2 separate regions of the Mus musculus genome follow, and region 2 is linked to region 1. The links are chromatin loops, found by intact Hi-C in ENCODE. Cell type or tissue: gastrocnemius. All regions are shown on one strand. Each heading gives the region's core, and the rest is flanking DNA. Links, peaks and the distances in the headings are about the cores only.

Region 1 (2,901 bases), core at 310-2,809:
GCACTCGTATACAAAAATACATAAATAAAAACCTTACAAAACTTTAAAAGAAGCCGGGCAGTGGTGGCGCACGCCTTTAATCCCAGCACTTGGAAAGCAGAGGCAGGCAGATTTCTGAGATTGAGGCCAGCCTGGTCTGCAATGCAAGTTCCAGGATTGCCAGGGCTACACAGAGAAACCTTGTCTTGAAAGAGTAAAAGAAAAGAAAAGAAACAAAACAAAGAAAACAAAAGCCCAGGACTGGTGGGGAGGTAAGGGACCATCCTAGAACAGGTGAGACCTTTTAACAGGTATCTTCCAGTGAACTCACATTAACTCTAGGGAGTCTCACTTAAAAACAAAAAGTCCTATGTAGTTACAGTGTGTGTGTGCACACACGTGTGTGGATATGTGGATATGCACATGGAGGCCAGAGTTCCTTTCTGATACTGTTCTTCATCTTTTGTTTTTCAGACAAGGTTTCTCACTTGAACCTGGAGCGTGATCATTTGGTTGGACTGGCTGGTCTCCTGTGCATCTCTTTAGGTGCGGAGGTGCGGGGATCAGGGGTGCACAAACATTGCAGCGTCTGGCTTTTTATATCTGTCTTGGGGATCTGAACTCAGATCCTCTGGCAATCACTCTACCCACTGAGCCGAGTCCCCTGCCCCCATTCGCCACACATTTAACAGCTCAAATGGGAGGATTAATGTGTCCCAAACCACCAGCCCAGCATCCAGTGCTTAGGGAACATCTGGCCTGTGTACATCTGCTTGGTGCATAAAATGGATATCCAGAATACTCGGGGGAGGGGGGCCTTCGAGGACTTAGAAAGAAGGTCGATGGCTGCAAAGGTCTGAGAGGAAACTGAGCAATGATGAGCAGGGCAAAAGAGAGGTCTCAGTTCCTTGTCCTTCGATTTTTAAAATCTACCTCCTTCACTTCAGTCTCCTCTGCGCTCGATGCTTTCAAAAAAGTGACCTCTTGATCCTTTGAGTGTGAGTCTCTTCTCTCCACATACACTCACCGCCCCTCCATATAATCCTATGTAAAGCCCCCCCCCTTTTTTTTTTTGGTCTGCCAATAAATATTTGCAACTCAGTACCTGTTCTCAAGAAGCCAAAACCATACACAAATTAGGTTGTAGTGAAAGCACCACGGGAAAATTTTCAGGTTCCCTTTTCTACGTCATATGGACCTTTTCAGTTCCTCAAATTCGCCCTCTGGCTTCTAGGCCGGCAGGGCCTCCTCATCTGCCTCTGTTTCTGTGGTTTCTGCGGAGTGAGTTCCTCTGCACGCCATGCTTTCCCTGGCCAACTCTTCATTTCGCAGCAGGCTTCCTGTATGAAGCCTTCCCTCCACCCCCACCTCTAGTCTTGATGAGCAACTACCCCCGGATTCGCCCAAAAGCAGGGATCTCCAGGTTATCCGAGAGTCACAGCACCCAGCATTGCCGCAAAGCACACAGCAGGGCCAAGGAGACCCCAGCCCAGGTCCTGCCAGGCCCAGACCCTTCCCACAGGCCCCGCCCCCTCCCGCCCCTCGGGCTTGGCTACGCCCCGCGGCCCCGCCCCCTCACCTTCGCATTTGCTGGGCAATCGCACCCAGTCGGTCTCCTCAGCCCCGGCGGGACTCGGGCCTAGCTTCGGGGCAGGAAGGAGCAGCAGCGGAAGCAGCAGCAGCAAAGGAAATAAGAGGCAGCGGGGCGCGAGCTCAGACATGGACTCCATGGCCCAGCCGGACCCAGAGCAGAGCGGACCCGGCGGCGCTTCCTCCGGCAGCGCGCGCGGAGCAGCTTCCCCCGGCCGCTTCCGGGACTGCGCACGTGCCTCTGGGTAACCACGGCAACGGCGAGCTCCGGCCCGCCCCACGCCCGGTAGCCTCTAGCGGCTTGCGAAACCGACCAAGGCCCGCGGGCGACGCAACCAATGGGTTCGCTCGGCGTCTGCTTTATAGCCAATGAGAGGAACTATCTTTTTTTTTTCCCATCTCAGCCAATCAGAGAGCGGATGGTGGCTTTGGCGCCCTATAGCGATATCACTGCCAGCTAAAGGAGGCTCAGTAGCTGGAGCATCAGTTCCTAGCGGGTGAACCTTCATCATACCTTGGATGAACCAGCCTTGGGCATTCTAGCCCTGGATAACGGACTATCTTTCATGGTTTTGTTTCTTGTTTTCTGTCTTTTGTTCTTCGAGACAGGGTTTCTTTGTATCCTTGGCTGTCCTGGAATTTACTGCGTGGACCAGGCCGGCCTCGAATTCAGAAATCCAGCTGCCTCTAAGTGCACCTCCACACCGGGCCTCGTGGTCCTCTCCCCGCACCCCCACCCCCATTAAGGTGTTAATAAAAAAGTCTTTATATATTTATTTTGGGTTGGAAGACGACTGGAATCAGTTGCCTCCTTCCACCATGTTGGTTCTGGACCTCAAACTTGGATCCTTAAGGCTTAATGGTGGCCCTCTTTAGTCACTAACCTAACTCATCAACCCTAACCATGGCTTTCTTTATAAAGTTGCAAGCACTCACTAGACACCGGCTTTTAAGGCTTATTATTGCAGCCACTCACTCGAATAGATACTTAGGGCCTCACAACAGCCCAGATATCCAGTAATTGCGTTTCTCCTTATGAAAACTAGATTAATAAACAGATAAGAGTGATCCTCTTAGCCGGGCATGGTCACACGACTTTAATCCCAGCACTCGGGAGGCAGAGGCAGGCAGATTTCTGAGTTCGAGGCCAGCCTGGTCTACAAAGTGAGTTCCAGGACAGCCAGGGCTGCACAGAGAAACTCTGTCTCGAAAAACAAACAAAGAGTGATCCTCCTACATCTCGAGGTTTGCCTGTTGGGAAGCTCAAATCAATAATTCATGAATTAATGGAATTAAAAAAGAAATCCCTAGTTTTAGGGATGTTGCTCACTG
Region 2 (2,901 bases), core at 171-2,670, 71 kb before region 1:
ACCATGGTTGATTAGCCCCTCACAGAGCGTTCTTGTCAAGCTGATCCGTTGTCCCTGGGGTCACCCAGGGTGTCTACAGGCACGAGGAGTTCCTTTGACAGCTGTGGCTCGTATGCTGCCAGGACTAGAAACTTAAACCAGAAAGGTATGTGTATACTGAGAGTCGGGGGCAGGGAGGAGCGCCCTCAACTTTCTCAGCCGGACTATTGTTAGCGAACACGCCACTTCCAGCAGCCCTGCCCCTGTCTGGGTCTCTAGAGGAGAGATGGGGTAGGAGTGTAGATTGGAAAGAGGAAAGAAAGCAAAAATACCTTTGGGCAGGACAAGAGAAAGCCCCAAAGATGAGAGGGGCCACGGCTTTGTAAAGACAGCCGGCCAGCCTAGTGATAACAGGTATATCTGAGAGCTCTTTCAGGCAAATCTTTTTGCAACTAGCGATGCCTTTGCCAGGAGACATCTGCTGGGTTTGGGTGATCATTCACTTCCTGTTCAAAAATCCTTGGCAGGGAGGAAAAACCTCGGGGGTGGGGTGGGTGCACCTCAAGCAAAGGAGGTTCCCTTCAAGGGGACAGACGCAGCTTTCATGAATCAACTGCCCCCACAACCTTTCACTGTATACTTTAAGTAGCCATCTCTCTCAATGTGAAACAGCAGCAGCCAAAAGTTAAACTGTTCCTTCATTACTCAGGCTCTTCAATTTTTGCTTATCAGAGAAAGAGGACTGAAAGCTTAAGAATCCAAGTCCAAGGCACTCGTGCTGGGGCATGGAGGCAGGGGGATGTCTGTGTAATTAAGGTCAGCCACCTGGGTCTACACAGTAAGTCCCAAATTAGCCAGAGCTACAAGAACCTGTCTCAAAAAAAAAAAACAAACAAAAAATAGAGAAAGAAAGGAAAGAACGTGGTGGTGGAGAGCCTATCAACCTCCTTCATATCTTTTACTCTCCTTTGAAAGTAAGTCCAGATAAAACGAAAATGCACAAAGATAAGACTACAATCCCAGTGGCAGACGGAGGAAGACTCCATCTTCCTAAGGAGAACTCGGAGGCAGGAGGTTATACGTTATCTCTGGGTCTCCAGCATTTCCCACCAATAGGCCATTTTCAACATCCCAGCCCCTGAGGTCGGCTTCCCCTCCCTGCTCGCGCCCCTTCCCTTCTTAATTTCCCGAGAGCCTTGCAGTTCCTCCTCCCACCACTTCAAGGTCCACACCAGAGCCCTCTAACTCGTCTAAGTTCACGAAGGGAAGCAAGCCATTCTTATCCCCTGCCAACCATACCGCTCTGTGAATGAGACTGGTCTCCGGTTGTAGTCCACCTTTCTCAGCCGCCCCTCCCCCACGACGCCACACTGCCCCCTCCCCCTGCCATTATGCTCAGCTTCCTGATTCTCTTCGGAACCCACTCGTCCACTTCTCTCAGCGCTTCCTCCAGCCACCAGGTCTCTCCCACCCGTCTCCAGGCCATTTTCCCCTAACCCTTTCGCGGACCATTAACACTCCTCTTTCCCAGCATCCCCCTAGCTCCCTCCCCACCCCCAGCTCAGCCTTCTCAGCCCCTCCCGCGCGGCCCCAGCCGTAGGCAATGGGCGTCGCCTGTCCCTTCAATTTTCCTCATCCCCCCAACCCATCCCAGGCTACCTGCCAGGCCGGGCCGGGGTGGGGCCGCGGGTCCTCGCGCTGCCAGCAGCCTAGAACCCGTTGCCCGCCAACCGATTCCTCGGTCCCCAACGAGATAAACACTGCCAGACTTCGTCCTTCCGGCGGGCAGCGGGACGCGCACGTGCAGTGAGAATTGCCGGCCCGACAGCTTCAGGGACTTGTAGTCCACGAATTACCCCAGGGCCGAAAGATGGGGAGCGGGTGGGCGGGGCCGGTTTGTGCGCATGCGCAGAACACCAGTTCACGTCGCACGCCTGAGGGTCACTGGGTAATGTAGTTCTTTGTGGTCCGGGCAGGGGATGGCGGAGGCGGGGCAAGAGGCGGACTTGTCCTCGCTTGCGTCAGTCTCGGGCACGGGGCGGGGCTGGAGGACTAAGAGCCCCAGCATGTCCTGCCCCGCCGGAAGTGAAGGTGCGGGTCCGGCTGTGGGCTCTGAGAGGGTGAGGCGCGAGGAAATACCAACGCCGAGAATCAGTGGGGCGGGTAGGGGACTCTGTAGCTGGGGCCATTGAAGGGGAGACCCTGGGCCTGAAGGGGTTTTTGCCAGGCGGTACTACACTCCCCCGGAATAGAGGGAATGAGGGGCGGGGACGCGCTATGGTGGGTAGCCTGGCGACCAGCAGTTACCTCCAGAGGAGGGGCGTGGTGAGAGGGGCGAGGTTCTGGGAAGAGGCTTTTAGGAAGAGGTGAAACCCTCCGGTGGTCGGTTCATTTAGGAATCGGGCGAGTTAAAGACGTGTGTGCTCCAGCTCAATATGAGAACCCAAACTTGAGACAGGGAGGCAGGAGAGACGGGAGGAAGATGCAAGTTCCATGCGAGAGGGAAGTGGGTGGCTGAACGTGAAAGGAGACCTGGTTTCATCCCATCCCTATCCCGCCTTTCTGTCCCTGCAGCCCCTGCCCGGATGGCAGCAGTAGTTCTAGGGGGAGACACCATGGGCCCTGAGCGTATCTTCCCCAATCAGACTGAGGACTTAGGGCCACATCAGGGTCCTACAGAAGGAACTGGGGATTGGAGCAGTGAAGAACCCGAGGAAGAGCAGGAGGAAACAGGAGCAGGCCCAGCAGGCTACTCGTACCAGCCCCTCAATCAAGACCCTGAACAAGAAGAGGTGGAATTGGCACCAGTGGGTGAAGGAGAAGATGGAGCTGCTGACATCCAAGATCGGATCCAGGTATGGTGGAGGATGCTGTTACTAAGCAGATGAGATGGAATGTACCAACAGCTGTTTATCATAATGG

Evidence for each region. Peaks named below come from ENCODE experiments on the same cell type or tissue, not always from the same donor. Only the 100,000 strongest peaks of a DNase experiment are listed, where the experiment ranks them.
Region 2: it touches region 1 in a loop (1.9-fold over the local background); 1 of 42 quality-filtered maps calls a loop at or near these places.

What each region holds. Positions count from the first base shown.
Region 1 is chr17:46,750,415-46,753,315 of GRCm38, forward strand. It overlaps Cnpy3 (canopy FGF signaling regulator 3), which reads right to left and starts at 1,800. Exons shown (of 6, transcript NM_028065.4): 1 at 1,559-1,800. The coding sequence starts at 1,709. In gastrocnemius, for the core only: no CTCF peak of the experiment used is centred there; a DNase peak (open chromatin) is centred at 1,854; H3K4me3 peaks cover 2,079 bases; H3K27ac peaks cover 2,371 bases.
Region 2 is chr17:46,679,064-46,681,964 of GRCm38, forward strand. Klhdc3 (kelch domain containing 3) reads right to left here and starts at 1,867. Exons shown (of 12, transcript NM_027910.3): 1 at 1,639-1,867; 2 at 1-131. Mea1 (male enhanced antigen 1) reads left to right here and starts at 2,058. Exons shown (of 4, transcript NM_010787.2): 1 at 2,058-2,142; 2 at 2,554-2,834. The coding sequence starts at 2,565. In gastrocnemius, for the core only: a CTCF peak has its summit at 1,196; DNase peaks (open chromatin) are centred at 187, 454, 1,352, 1,890 and 1 more place; H3K4me3 peaks cover 2,500 bases; H3K27ac peaks cover 2,372 bases.